Linked DNA regions of Homo sapiens: regions 2, 3, 4 and 5 are each linked to region 1. A link is a contact called in ENCODE Hi-C or POLR2A ChIA-PET data. All regions are on one chromosome and are shown on one strand. The core of a region is the stretch at or near the end of the contact, and the rest is flanking DNA. Distances in the headings are between cores, read along the strand shown. Region 1 holds the start of ZNF165 (zinc finger protein 165). Region 2 holds the start of ZBED9-AS1 (ZBED9 antisense RNA 1). Region 3 holds the start of ZSCAN23 (zinc finger and SCAN domain containing 23). Region 4 has its middle 3.9 kb from the start of TRV-AAC1-5. Region 5 holds the start of ZSCAN12 (zinc finger and SCAN domain containing 12).

Region 1 (2,705 bases), core at 147-2,646:
TTTCAATTATGCTGAGCAGCTGGTTCTATGACATGTTATCTCAGCTGACAGTACTATCTCCAGGTGTTTTATCACTTCTCATCTATTTAAAACCGAGTCCCCCTAAAGCTGGTAGCTTTAAACTAATAAATATTGATTGAGCATCTAGTGCCTTATAATATTGTGTTAGGAGGACTTACAAAAATGGGTAAGCAGATGTGTGAAGAAACGCTAGGAGAACAGAGAGGAACGAGTAATTAATTATGATGAGAAAGTTGGAGGTTAAAGAGCAGGGCTCCTGATGGATGAACATGTCTTGGTGGGCATGTTGCGGGAGGGGAAGACGGGTGAGAGTTTTGTTGGTGGAGAGGGAGACAGTCAGGGGAAATCCGGTAGAGACCACAAAGCAGAACAGAGACTTCAAGGGGCATGCTGGTAAAGGCTCCCATAGTACCTTGTGTTTCTCAAGGGCAGGGGGTCAGTGTTGGTTTAACTGCATCCTCGGCACACAGGAAATACTATTTACCGTGTCAATAAATTTCAGGACAAGCGGGGTTGTCCCCAAGTGTCCTACAAAACGGCGGTTACTCTTCCCAAGGGAAGCAGGGGATTGGGGATGGTCCTCGCAGCAGTTTCTTTTCGCAGACAATGGCAGATCTGAGACATGTGGCACCCCTCCCCGTTCCACCTGGCTGGAATGGGCAACTCCTCTTACCAGTGACCCCAAATTCAGGATCAGTAGGACAGCCCCCACCCCACGCCACCAAGCCCTCAGCGCTCCACTATGACGTCACGCGCGGCGGCGGTAACTATGGAGACCGCCAAACCCTCACTAAATGCGTAAGCGCGCCTGCGTTCCCAACGCCGAAGCTGGTTCTACCTTTCTCCGGGATTCCTCTGAGGGCCAAGGTCTGGTCACCCAGAGGCTGCTAATTTCAAAGGCAATATGAGAGGGACTGGATGTTTGGAGGGGGACACGGGGCTGGACATCTGGATCCCCAAACCCGGACTCACCTCTCGGACAGGGCTGATTCCGATCGGACACTTCCGGTGGAAGGACTGAGCGGCGCTACACTTCAAGAATTCCGTCCACAGGGACTTGTGAGTCTGCGCAGAAGGCGGGATGCCTTTGGACTACAATTCCAAGAATCCTTCCTGGGTCTCTTCGGGCGCAGACTTTTCGCCAAAGTCCTGAAGATCTCAGGGCTTGAAGGAGGGGGCATCTTTTTTCTCCATTGTAGTAGTGTGTCTTGCTAAATAACAGAAGGGACTCCTGAAAAGAAAATGACGTTGGCCGGGCGCGGTGGCTCACGCCTGCAGTCCCAGCACTTTGGGAGGCCGAGACGGGCGGATCACGAGGTCAGGAGATCGAGACTATCCTGGTTTACGCGGTGACACCCTGTGTCTACTAAAAATACAAAAAAAAAAAAAAAAAAAAAAATTGCCGGGCGTGGTGGCACGCGCCTGTAGTTCCAGGTGCTCGGGAGGCTGAGGCAGGAGAATCGCTTGAACCCGGGAGGCGGAGCTTGCAGTGAGCCGAGACCGCGCCACTGCACTCCAGCTTGGGTGACAGAGTGAGACTCAGTCTCAGAAAAAGAAGAAGAAGAAAAAGATACACACTCGAGCACACATTTTCTCAGCAAAGCAATTTACTTCTATAGAAGGGTGCGTCTCACGGATGGAGCAATGGCGAGAGCACACCTGAACAAGGGAGGGGAAGGGGTTCTTATCCCTGACGCAGGTAGTCCCTAGTGCTGTGTCGTTCCCCTACTGGCTAGGGTTGGACCGCACAGTCTAAGTTAATTCCGATTGGCTATTTTAAAGAGAGCAGGGGTATGAGCCGGAGTGGTAGGGTGAGCAGTTTCAGTGGGAAGGACGGTTACGGAACAGGTGACTAAAGGTGACTCAGGTCAGAGCAGGTGACCAGGGGTGACTCAGGACGGAGCAGGTCACCAGGGGAACAGATGTGAACTACTGATTAGAACTGGTGGAAAAGGTTGTTTACTGAAACTAGAGGCAAGGAGACGAGGAAAATGAGGAAGTTAAAGTTTAAAATGGAGAACAAAGAATTGAACATACTGACATACTGATTCTTTGAAGAGAAATTTAGAACTCACTGTATTTAACAAGGAGTTCAAGGCCAGCCTGGCCAACATGGTGAAACCCCGTCTGTACTAAAAATATAAAAATTAGCTGGGTGTGGTGGTGGGCGCCTGTAGTCCCAGCTACTTGGGAGGCTAAGACAGAAGAATCGCTTGAACCCAGGAGGTGAAGGTTGCAGTGAGCTGAGATCACGCCACTGCACTCCAGCCTGGGCGACAGAGCAAGGATCCATCTCAAAAAAAAAAAAAAAAGTTTATTCGGGAATAGGAAATTGCAATAAGAATAGACGTGCCAGAGTAAACTATGTTTCTATTCAGGGAGGTAAAGGAAGACAAAGGTTTTTAAAGGAAGAATGGGGAGGATTATTTAATTGTTTTGAAATCATTATTCTTGACTACAAAGATCGGTAACGAGGATGACACCAGTCTGAGGTTAGACAAACAGTTGCTGGGCGGATGTCCTTGCAGAGGTATTTTTGGTGTAAGATGGGTTTTGCAGTCATATGTGATAGTTTTCTTATGAGGCATACAAGCCTGAGAAGTGTCTCTTCATAGCCCTCCCTGGCTCTATCTGTCAGATTATTGCTTTTGTTTTTATTTTTTAACACTAGTGGGCCGGGCGTG
Region 2 (2,705 bases), core at 52-2,551, 510 kb before region 1:
GTTTTGCAAATTATAATGAGTTATAATTGTGACTCAGTTATATTTGTACATAATAATATTGTACTCAATTTTGTATGTACATTTTAAAAATAGGTTGGAGGTACATACAACAAACTCGGCATCAATTTTTCTGAGGAATGGAACTGAGGATGAAGAAACTTCACTTCTTGCCACGTTGACTTTTTAAATATTTGACTTTTTTTATAAGTGTCTATCACTGTTGTAGTAATTAACAAATGCAAATCTACAAAACAAAACAAACAAAACAGTAAGGCTCGTCAGTAAAGGACTTAGAAGTCATGCTTACTCCATGTTAACTGCCTACTGTGCTCAGCATGGCAGAGATCACTGCCTTGCAGAATGAGAAAAAGGTAGTAGAATCCCTGATTGCAAAGGATAGTTAGGGGGGGAAACAAAAGATAAGTTCAGCACGTTAAAAGTGACTGGGAAAATGATCTTTTCAGGGTTGGATGACACAGGCACACAGACAAAAATTTTATACAGAATTTTACTCAAGACCATTCACGGACTCTAAGCGTAAGATTTCTTTTTTATTTAGAGATTTCTAAAAGAGATGTTCTGATTATTCAAAGACTCTCTACTCAGAAATGCCAAAATGTGAGAAATCAACATGAGGACCACAGCAGAAGGAAACAGAGAATGGAGAAGGGAACCAGGCAGCAATTCAACAAATATTCCTTGGGCATCTCTGCGCTACCAGAGGTATGGAGGAACCCAGTGACTGCTTGAAAAGAATGTTCTGGTTACTCCACTCCAGTGATTCGCTAGGCGCTGATCAGCCGTCCAGATTTTGTTAGATTTCTGGGACCAGTTTCCCACAGTTGTTTAGTCACGGCTCTGTGCTCCGTGACTAAACAACTGAGGCTCATTCTCGGTGGTCTTGGTTTTCTAATCCGTAAAATGGAAACAATGGACTAACTCTTACATTTCTTTTTAAGTCTGATTTAGGGTGAAAGGGAAAGGTGAAAGTGGCCCGAAATTAACGAGGAAAGGCGGGGGACGATCCTACAGATTCGCTGACGTGGTAGTCCTTAGGGATGCTCCTCTCCATTTTGTTTCAGGTCGCTGCGGTGAGCACCACGGGTCTGAGTGCCAGCGATGGTTTATCACGGTGACAGGAAAACACAGACCAGCAGCATCTACTCCAGCACTACTCACACTGTGGAACTCTTTTCACCGTGATGCCAGATAACTAGGTAATTCCGGAGTTAATTCTCCGTCGTTTCCAGAGTACTTGCCTCCCCAGAATTACTGGTACCGTAGGTGTTTGCACAACCAGTGAGAAGACGGCACCACCTGGAATCCTAGAGCGGACCGGAAGTGAGCGTGGCTCACCGGGCCCGGCCGGAACCTACGGGCACAGCTGCGGGTGTGTCTGCGGAACCTCCACCTGAGCTGTAGAGTGTTTCCCTCGACCCACTAGTCTGGGTTCCACAGGGTCTGAGCTCCTCAGAGGTGGGAGCTGCGGCCGAGGGAAGGGTGCATGTGCGCGGCGACAATCGGGCCTCTTCCCCAGGCAGCTTGTGAGCCCCTCTCCCTCTCCGCCCTCGCCCAGGCTGCTCCGATCTTCGTTTCCTTGCCTAGGCTCATACACCCAGGCTTTATTTAGGGCCAAAGTATCCGTCATAACCTCGGTTTTCTGTCTCGCAAGTATCTTGCCGCTCAATTTGTGACCCTGAAGCTTTAGTGAGTCGCTCTGTGCTCACTATTTCTGGTCTTTTCAGAGGATGGCTTCACTTTCAATGGAATTGCCCGAGTAACTGCCCTGTGTTGTCACGTAAACAAGTCCTTTTAAACTGAGTCTGTAGTTGTCCTGTGTTGAGTGTTTTCTTATATCAAAAACTTTCCTGACCAAGAACAAAAAAGGAGCTCAAGTAAAATCACCCATTTGCCTAGACCCCAACTGGAGAGAACCTTTGCCTGAGCTGTCTAAGCTCGGGATGGAAGCAGTCTCTAGGGTCTTCCCAGCCTTGGCTGGCCAGGCTCCAGAAGAACAAGGGGAGATTATCAAAGTAAAGGTTAAAGAAGAAGACCACACTTGGGATCAGGAATCAGCCCTACGTAGGAATTTGTCTTATACCAGGGAACTCTCTCGTCAGCGCTTCAGGCAGTTCTGCTATCAGGAGACACCTGGGCCCAGGGAGGCTCTGAGTCAACTGCGGGAACTTTGCCGTCAGTGGCTGAACCCAGAGATACATACCAAGGAGCAGATCCTGGAATTGTTGGTGCTGGAGCAGTTCCTGACCATCCTGCCTGAGGAGCTCCAGTCTTGGGTGCGGGAGCATAATCCTGAGAGTGGAGAAGAGGTGGTGACTTTGCTGGAAGATTTGGAGAGGGAGCTTGATGAACCTAGACAGCAGGTGAGAAATTGGAGGTGCCATCTTCTGTGGAGAATTTGGGTGCATGGATCCAGAATGGAGTAATGGGAGTAATTTCGCGCTGGTGGTTGGAAACCCTGGTTTGGGGCATTATTTCTTATTTGATCACTGGTGTAGATGAATAGATGCGTGCATATGAGATAACAGTTTTTGTGTATGATACAAATAATTAAATGATTTAACCAAATGGAAAAGCTTGATCTATTTTTTACCAGTAGAAAATATATTTTATGTAGTGACTATGAGATTAAAGAAATATACAATAGTAAATTTTTTTTAAAAAATTACTGTCTTTTGAAGCTATCT
Region 3 (2,705 bases), core at 68-2,567, 360 kb before region 1:
TTTGTTCTTTCCCTTTTCACAATAAAACCTTACCACTTTTCAGTTTTTGGGTCTGCACTACTTTTAAGCATTGTAATGCTCACTACGATGGTCTGCAGCTTCAGTCCTTAAGTCAGCGAGACCACGAACCCACCAGAAGGAAGAAGCAACTGCAGGCACGCCACCCTTAGGAGTTGTAACACTCACTGCAAAGGTTTACGACCTCACTCCTGAAGTCAAGTGAGACCACGAACCCACCGGAAGGAAGAAACTCTGGACGCATCTGAACAGCAGAAGGAACAAAGTCCAGACACACCATCTTTAAGAACTGTAATGCTCACCGTGAGTATCCGCGGCTTCATTCTTGAAGTCAGAGCAGGAACCCACTGGAAGGAGCCAATTCTGGACACAGTAGACTGGCAGGAACCAATGCCAGACACAGTAGCAATGAGGTTATTCATTGCCCGAAATCCAGATCTTGGTTTCTATATACCATTTTTCACTGATGTACTGTAGCTTCATGAAGCAATGGTGATTCTAGGTTTAGGGTAGGAATAGTATAAAATGGGACTGAAATATCTTTTGTGAGAAAGTGAAGTGCACAAAAACTGTTGGGAACTTATCAAAGGACATAGAAACCTGTTTGTGGCCGGGTGCGGTGGCTCACTTCTGTAATCCCAGCCCTTTCGGAGGCCGAGGGAGCGGATCACTTGAGGGACAGGAGTTCAAGACCAGCCTCACTAAGGCATAGTGGTGTGTTCTTGTAATCCCAGATACTCAGGAGGCCGAGACAGGAGGATCACTTGAACCCGGAATGCGGAGGTTGCAGTGAGCTGAGATCGCATCCACTGCACTCCAGCCTGGAGACTTTGTCAAAAAAAGAAAAGAGAGGGAGCAGTGTGAAAGGGCTCCAACTGACCAAATTTTAAATAATTTGAGCATCAACATAATAATAACAGTAATTATTTGTAAAGGAATCCATGAGTTCATCGTGATAAAATGAGACGGCAGGGAAAAGAAAGGGTATTCTTTGCAGGAAATGGCAACTAATAAATGTAGAAATGTGCTTCAGTTTCCTCACCTGTTAAATGGAGATAATTGTACCTAACTCACAGGGTTGTTATGCGGGGTAATGAATTAATACGTGTTAAAACACTATGTTGGCCGTTATTATATTGCCGCGTGGAAGACAATGTGTCACCTAGTATCTCACTTAAGACTACAGACGGGATTCAGAGTGACGACCACAGAGGTGTGGAAACCTCCGGCCTTCCTAGAAGGAACACAGCCGGAACCGCTGTTTCGCGGAGAGCGGGCCGCGGTGACGCATTTCCGGCCTTTGTAGTTTATCATTCTTTGGGCTGCGGTTGTCAAGGATTCAGAGCAGATGTGATCTGCGCTAGGTGGCATCTCCTCTCACGGATGCCTCGGTGAGCTTCGGAGTCGGGCTACCGCTGAGGGGCTTCGGAAGGGCCAGTCTGTGCACTGCGACCTGGACTGGGTGTGGGGATTTGGCGGCAGGGTCTTCTTGGCCAGAGATGGGCCGGGCAGGTGAAGGGCAGAGGAGGTTGCTCCGCAGCCTGGAAGGGCTTTGTTAACCAAAAGTCAGCGTCGTTGCCCCTACCCCTTTCCCCCACCCTATGTCTGTTCCTGAGCTCTTCAACCTCTCTGCCCTGTACTGATGGCACTCTGAACTCTCCGTATCTGCATCTTAGGATTCAAATAGATTCGGATATGAAGAAATGTTTGTATTTTCCGATGTCTTATTCTCTACTGTGGACTTATTTTAAAGAATGAGCAGGGATAGTTTTAAACTATGCCACAGCCTTTCTTAGTCTAACTCACATAGTATAAAGGCTCTTGCTGCTATCGAATTTTTTAAAAGAATAAATAGCATCTACTATGTGCCAGCCCAGCACTGTTCTAAGCACTTTACAAATATTATCTGCTTCTCATAACTCTATGAGATAGACACTATTATTATGTAGACTACACCCCACCTCTCTGTCCCGCCCCTTTTTAAAATTAACATACAAGAAGAAAATGAAGTTAGTAACTTGCCCAAGGTCGTAGAGCGAGTAAGGGGTGTAGGCAGGATTCAAATACAGGCAATTTGGCTCCAGACTCCATTTTCTTAAAACCTTTGCTATGCTAACTCCACTCTGTTCCTATATTAGCTTTACAGCTATAACCCGGGAAGTTACTTCGCTCATTTGAATCCCGTCCTTCTTTTGTACCTCAGTAGTCCTGGGCTTCTAGTTAGGATTTGATTGGAGAGAATATATCTGAAGACGTATATCTTTCAGTGTTTCTGCAAACCTGATGAAACAGCCGTTTTATTGGTTTGTGTGCATGTTTTCACCCACTCATCTTGTTCTTTGAGCAATAGAAAAAGATTACAGTCTTGGCCCTAAGGGAAAGTAGCAACTATTAATTAAACTACCATTGTACCAAAATTGTACATTATCTTATTAAAAGATTAATTTGCATGTTTATATGCCAGGTTTTGTGCAAAAACACTTTGTATGCATTATCTCATTTAATATTCTCAACAAGTTGGCAAGGCAGTTGTTGACCTCATTTCATATATGAGCTTGAGGCTTAGAAAAATCAACTAACTTGCCCAAGATCACTGCGTTAAAATTCACAGATGGCCTGGCACTATGGTTCATGCCTGTAATCCCAGCACTTTGGGAGGCCGAGGTGGGCAGATCACGTGAGGTCGG
Region 4 (2,705 bases), core at 124-2,623, 320 kb after region 1:
CTGAGTCAGGCAGATCACTGGAACTCAGGAGTTCGGAGGGGGAAAAAAACCAAGCCTGCGCGCTCTGAGCCCCACCCCCCATTCCCCATGGTGTCTGAGTAGGCTCCCAGGGCGAGCAGGATCCCTCCTCACAGGCGAGACTGGCTTCCTTGGAAAACCAATAGTCGGACTTGCGAGTTTTCCTCCAAGATAATTTTCTCAGGGACTTCTAAATGTGGTGCTGTACGCCTATGGTCCTAGCTACTTGGCAGGCTGAAGTCGAAGGATTGCTTGAGCCCTGGAGGTCTAAGCTGTAGTGAGCCGAGATCGCGGCCACTGCACTCCAGCTTGGGTGACAGAGCAAGACTCTGTCAAAACAAACAAACAAAACACACACACACACACAATGTAAACCAGGAATAGAAGGAAACTTCCTCAACTTGATAATGCCCAATTATGAAAAACATACAACTAATATCATTCTCAACAGCGAAAGACTGAAAATTTTTCTCCTACAATCAGGAATAATGGGTGCCCACTTTCACCATGTTATTCAGCACAGTATTGGCAAGGAAAAAGTAAAATTATCTATGTTCACAGATAACATGACTTTTTTTTGAGAGAGAGATGGGATCTCTCTTTGTCACCCAGGCTGGGATGCAGCAGAGCAATTATGCCTCACTGAAGCCTCGACTTCCCTGGTTCAAGCGATTACCCTGCCTCATCCTCCGGAGTAACTGGGACCACAGGCGCCTGCCACCATGCCCGGCTAATAAAAAAAATTTTAGAGACTAGGGTCTCGCTATGTTGCCCGTGTTGCCCAGGCTGGTCTCGAACTCCTGGGCTCAGGCGATCCTCCTACCTTGGCCTCCCAAAGTGCTGGGATTACAGGTGTGAGCCACCAAGCCTGGCCGTGACATGATTTTTATATATAGAAAACCCTGAAAATTACACACACACACTCAAACACACACACACACAAACTGTTACAGCAAATAAAGAAATTTAGCAAAATAAGGATAAACAACCACATGAGTTCCAGCAGAGAGCGCGGTGGGAAGCGGAGCGCGGCCAGCTGCTCTGGGGCCCTGCAGACCCTCTGGTCTTGGACCTGAGGAGGAGACGGGGGCCCGGCCCCGCGGCGGCCTCTGCTCTGCAGGCTCCCAGAGTCCTTGCTGTGTCTCCCACCGGCCAGGCCCAGGCCTGAGGCAGCGTCGAACCTCTCTTCACTTCCCACCTCGGTGACCTGGTGGCCCTCTGGTCTTCCAGAAAACCCTGCCGGGCCTAGACTAAGCCCCCGCTGGCCGCCAGGACGCAGCGCCTTTGTGTGGCGGCGGGTGTCGGGGGCGGGAAGAATCGCGCGGAAGCTGCCGGGGTGTGCAGGGACCGGGAAGGCGGAGCTAGGGATGCAGGTTCGGTCGCCTCTTTAGGCCACTGCGCCACGCAGATTGGGTCCAGAAGGTGCCGTTAAGTTTCTTCCCAGAAACTGTCAAGGTGCTGGTATGTTTCTTGCCCTTGCACTTTTAGTGTACTAAAATCAACGGCCAAACTCTACTCTTTATAGCAATCAAAGTATTCACCCATGCGCCCAATTTCTTTGCAAATGCCAAGCAAGAAAACCTCAGGTAGATGGAGGGAGCAGATAATTTGACTTTTTTTTTCTTTAATTTCACTATAGTGTCCTCCTCCACACATACAAGGATGAAGTTTTGTTTTTTAAGATGAAACAAATTTGTCATTAATGAAAGGATTGTCAAAATCTTCCCAAAGGTCCTCAGCTTCTGAATCACCTGGAAGCTTCTAAAAATTAAGACTTGTGGGCCATACCAGAGACCCTCTGCACTAGAAGGGGGTATGGCAAGGAATCTTAGGAATAGTCCACCTGGAGAATCACTAGCGTAAGTTCTGGGCCTCACATTCCCTCAGAAGAGTCCCATGAACCTGTGGTCAGCAGCTTAGGGCTGGTCTTCTTTACTGATCTGAGGGACAATGGGAAGCTTAGGACTCCCTGCATGGCATCTCTCCCGCCCAGGGGAGAACAGCTCAACAAATTTCCTCATTAACTACAAAGTTAAATGGAAGCATATGCTATGAAAATGCCACAAAAAGCTGTTGCTAGATGAAAATGTCTAAATTTGCTTTAAATTATCATGGGGGCTTGGCAGAGGGAGGAGAGACTAATTGTTGAAGTAGGATCATGGAAATAAGGAGGTCCATAATATTCTCTATAATCTTTTTTTGTCATAAACAGGGGTTTATAAAACTACCTAGTATAGCATGGTGGTCAAGAACACCAGTTCTGGAGACAAACACACCTGGTGGTGTCCTTTCCTAGCTAGCATAACCTCAGCACATTGTTCAAGCCTTAACTTGCTCAAATGTAAACCCGAAATGACAGGGATAGATCTTGACTCAGGAGGCTTGACAAGGCTAAAAGTAATACTAAAAATAAAAGCAGTAACTACTTCTGTAAGTTGAGCACTGTCTGAAACACTTCAGGGAGTTTTTCTTAATTGAGTTTATGATAATTCTATGAGGTACACACTGTATCCATATCCATTTTACCAGCACAGACAGAGTCATGAAGAAGCCAAATAGCTTGCCTGAAACCCTACATATGATGAGAAAGTGGCAGAGGAAGGAATTGTACTCAGATATTTTGGCTCCAAAGATCCCTGCCAGATCTGCCCTGCCAGTTCATAAGGACTAAGAAGATGCCTCCTCTC
Region 5 (2,705 bases), core at 112-2,611, 320 kb before region 1:
TTTTTTTTTGACAAGCAATACATTTTATTTTCATGTAGCCAGATTTATTATTTTTATGGGTTTTAGATTTTGAGTCATATGGTTAGATAATGTTTCCCTATTCCCACGTGTTAGAATTATTATTCATGTTTTCTTCTAATACATGTATAGGTGGATTTTTTATATTTAGATCTCAGATCCATTTAGAATTTATCTCTATTGTGATGTGTGGTGGGAAATACAAATCCAGTTTTACCTTTGCCAAACGGTTATCATCCCAGCACAACTTCTAAGTTCTTCATTTCCCTGTTGATATGTGGTGTCACCTTCATCATTTACTCAATATCCTTACATACCTGGATCCATTTCTGGTCTATTCTTTCTCTCTGTTAATACACTAAAATTATATGGGTATGTTCCAGTATCTGATAAGGTTGACCCTCACCATTTTTCTTTTTCATGGGTTTCCTGGCTATTCTTATTTCCCCACATGAATTTTATAATCAGTTTATCTAATTCCAGAACAATATTTGTTGATATTTTTGTTGGAATACTACAGTTGCATACGTATTTAGGGAGGACTGACCTCTTTGAGTCTTTCCAAGAACCTCATATCGCTTTCTGTTTGTTTAAATGTATACTTGGCCTTTTAGGAATGTTTTAAAGCTTTCCCCATAGAAGTTTTGTTCATTTCTTGTTAAGTTTATTCCTAGTTTCACTTTTTTGCTGCTCTTGTAAATATGGTCTTCTCTTCCATTATATCTCGTAACTCGTTATCATTGATTATTCACATATATGAAGGTCGTTGATTTTAGTGTGTTAACTTTATATCTTGCTATTTTACTAAATTATCCTTTTTTTATAGTTTTTCCATTGAACCGGGTTTTCTGACATATAATCATACATCAGCACATAAAAGAGAACATCAAAAGAATCGTGGATGGCGAAAGAGCCGGCAGAAACCAGCCGGCTGGCCCTTGAGAAGTCTGTGTGGAAGAAGTCCCTTCGCCACCGCTAAGCGCGGATTTGGGAAGGTCCCCCGGAGAACATCCCTTTGAGGCATCTCTAACCTCAGAGACACAGAATCCCAAAGTGAATGGAGACGCAAGGGATTTCCCTGTCTTAAGATCAGTTCTACAAGCCTCGACCACCCATCGGGTCGGGGGAAGTGTGGACAATGGCTGGGTAAAGAAGAGGAGAAGATAAACCCGTTCCATTTACCAGCGGGCCTGAAAGCCATCAACCTTCCTCTCACGTAGACGCGCGGAAACACTACCGAGTTGAAAGCCCCTTTCGCTCCCTTCCTAGAGCGGCCGCGGAAGTGCGCCCCGCGCGGGCTGGTTCTTAGACCCCCCGTGGCCGCTTCCGGCCTTTGTGGGTCACTTTTGATGGGTTCCGGGTCCCAAAAGGGTTCGAGGCCTCTTGCCTTCGCTCCGTAGGAGGGAGTTCTCTTCTGGCCCTGGGGGCCGCAGGTGAGCGATGTTGTGCTCTGTACGCTGCGAGCAGGTGGGCGGGAGATTGCTGTATTCCAGCTGCTGGGCCCCTCAGGCCCTGGCCGGTGCAGAGTGGACCCCGGTCCTCCCAAACCCAGGCGGATCCGCGGGAAGCTCTCCCTCCCCAAAGTGCGTTGGGACATTAGGATGAGGGTTTGGCTCCCAGTCTCTGCAGCAATTCCAGGCTGTAAGGCCCATACCTTCCGCGTTTGCTTCGGGCTGTGTATCCTTGGGTTCAGCGCTTACCGACATTTCTGGACAGTGGTGGGTCACAGACGCTCGCCGGCGTCCTAGGGACCCTTTCCTGGGCCTTCCTCACTTCAGATTATAATCACAGACCACGAGGTTAGAGGGAAGCCTTAAAGAGTAACCTCTTCAGCCTTCTCACTTTATAAATGAAGAATGAGGAGCAGAAAGATTAAGTCCCTGAAGAAATAAATTTACATGACTGTAGCTTTTGTGATTTCATGGTTTCCACCAGACATCTGGACATTCAAAAGATAAAAGTAACTAATCAAGGATGTCCTAACCTTTTGTTATTATTATTTACTTGATCTAAATGTTAGTTTTATTCCATTTGTCTTTCATTTAGGACCAAATGAGAATAAGTTTACCAACAAGTCTTACTCTTAAGTCCTGAAACAACTTGGCACCTTTCCTCAGTCTTTCTCTTTAAATTAGTCTAATCTTTTTTTTTTTTTTTGAGACGGAGTCTCGCTCTGTCGCCCAGGCTGGAGTGCAGTGGCGCGATCTCGGCTCACTGCAAGCTCCGCCTCCCGGGTTCACGCCATTCCCCTGCCTCAGCCTCCTGAGTAGCTGGGACTACAGGCGCCCGCCGTCACGCCCGGCTAATTTTTTTTTTTTTTTTTTTTTTGTATTTTTAGTAGAGACGGGGTTTCACCATGTTAGCCAGGATGGTCTCGATCTCCTGACCTCGTGATCCGCCCGACTCGGCCTCCCAAAGTGCTGGGATTACAGGCGTGAGCCACTGTGCCCGGCCTAAATCGGTCTAATCTTAAGTCTTTTCTATCAGAGTATTTTTCTGAGTAAGTATTGTACATTAATCCGGAGGTCAGATTTCAAAGGTCATAGTTAAGTTCTCAGAATTTGCAGTTTTACTTTATGGTGGAGTTTGTATTAATAATGATGGCTTATTCTTCAGGACTGTCCAGGAATACAGTTTCCAGGTGAGATCTTACTTGAAACACCGGTAGTTCTAGCACAGCTAAAATG

The links. Hi-C counts contacts between places; a loop is a spot of excess contacts on that map. ChIA-PET counts read pairs that join two places held with the same protein, here RNA polymerase II (POLR2A). Pooled maps may share reads with other maps.
Region 2: a loop to region 1 is called in a pooled map, with 8 times the contacts of the local background. The contact joins the promoter of ZBED9-AS1 here to the promoter of ZNF165 in region 1. A Hi-C loop is called at or near these places in 1 of 37 single-sample maps with no recorded cell type and 8 of 50 pooled maps. POLR2A ChIA-PET finds 5 or more read pairs at or near these places in 1 of 52 experiments (MCF 10A).
Region 3: a map of psoas muscle shows a loop between it and region 1 (12-fold over the local background). The contact joins the promoter of ZSCAN23 here to the promoter of ZNF165 in region 1. A Hi-C loop is called at or near these places in 3 of 168 maps with a recorded cell type or tissue (naive thymus-derived CD4-positive, alpha-beta T cell and psoas muscle), 2 of 37 single-sample maps with no recorded cell type and 16 of 50 pooled maps.
Region 4: a loop to region 1 is called in a map of CD8-positive, alpha-beta T cell, with 2.2 times the contacts of the local background. The contact joins the enhancer-like site here to the promoter of ZNF165 in region 1. A Hi-C loop is called at or near these places in 3 of 168 maps with a recorded cell type or tissue (B cell, CD8-positive, alpha-beta T cell and naive thymus-derived CD4-positive, alpha-beta T cell) and 15 of 50 pooled maps.
Region 5: a loop to region 1 is called in a map of CD8-positive, alpha-beta T cell, with 14 times the contacts of the local background. The contact joins the promoter of ZSCAN12 here to the promoter of ZNF165 in region 1. A Hi-C loop is called at or near these places in 4 of 168 maps with a recorded cell type or tissue (B cell, CD8-positive, alpha-beta T cell, endothelial cell of umbilical vein and 1 more), 7 of 37 single-sample maps with no recorded cell type and 14 of 50 pooled maps. POLR2A ChIA-PET finds 5 or more read pairs at or near these places in 5 of 52 experiments (H1, HEK293T, WTC11 and 1 more).

The regions. Positions count from the first base shown.
Region 1 is chr6:28,079,259-28,081,963 of GRCh38, reverse strand. It overlaps ZNF165 (zinc finger protein 165), which reads right to left and starts at 1,396. Exons shown (of 4, transcript NM_001376491.1): 1 at 994-1,396. RefSeq lists enhancers at 951-1,070, 1,871-1,940.
Region 2 is chr6:28,585,974-28,588,678 of GRCh38, reverse strand. It overlaps ZBED9-AS1 (ZBED9 antisense RNA 1), which reads right to left and starts at 1,301. Exons shown (of 2, transcript NR_186619.1): 1 at 947-1,301. SCAND3 (SCAN domain containing 3) reads left to right here and starts at 1,381. Exons shown (of 4, transcript NM_052923.2): 1 at 1,381-2,381. The coding sequence starts at 1,962. RefSeq lists an enhancer at 885-1,761.
Region 3 is chr6:28,442,103-28,444,807 of GRCh38, reverse strand. ZSCAN23 (zinc finger and SCAN domain containing 23) reads left to right here and starts at 1,317. Exons shown (of 4, transcript NM_001012455.2): 1 at 1,317-1,409. RefSeq lists enhancers at 1,135-1,214, 1,385-1,434, 1,008-1,518.
Region 4 is chr6:27,756,044-27,758,748 of GRCh38, reverse strand. No RefSeq gene overlaps it. Among named protein-coding and RNA genes, the nearest start is that of TRV-AAC1-5, 3.9 kb to the right of the region's middle. Within about 2 kb of position 1,373, at least 5 of the 41 ENCODE cell types and tissues checked have a DNase peak (open chromatin) inside an H3K27ac peak, as active enhancers do; they include CD8-positive, alpha-beta T cell, where a contact is called at or near this core.
Region 5 is chr6:28,398,403-28,401,107 of GRCh38, reverse strand. It overlaps ZSCAN12 (zinc finger and SCAN domain containing 12), which reads left to right and starts at 1,361. Exons shown (of 4, transcript NM_001163391.2): 1 at 1,361-1,451; 2 at 2,635-2,705. The coding sequence starts at 2,703. LOC105374998 (a long non-coding RNA gene) reads right to left here and starts at 1,289. Exons shown (of 2, transcript XR_926659.2): 1 at 1,201-1,289. RefSeq lists an enhancer at 978-1,227 and a silencer at 2,239-2,308.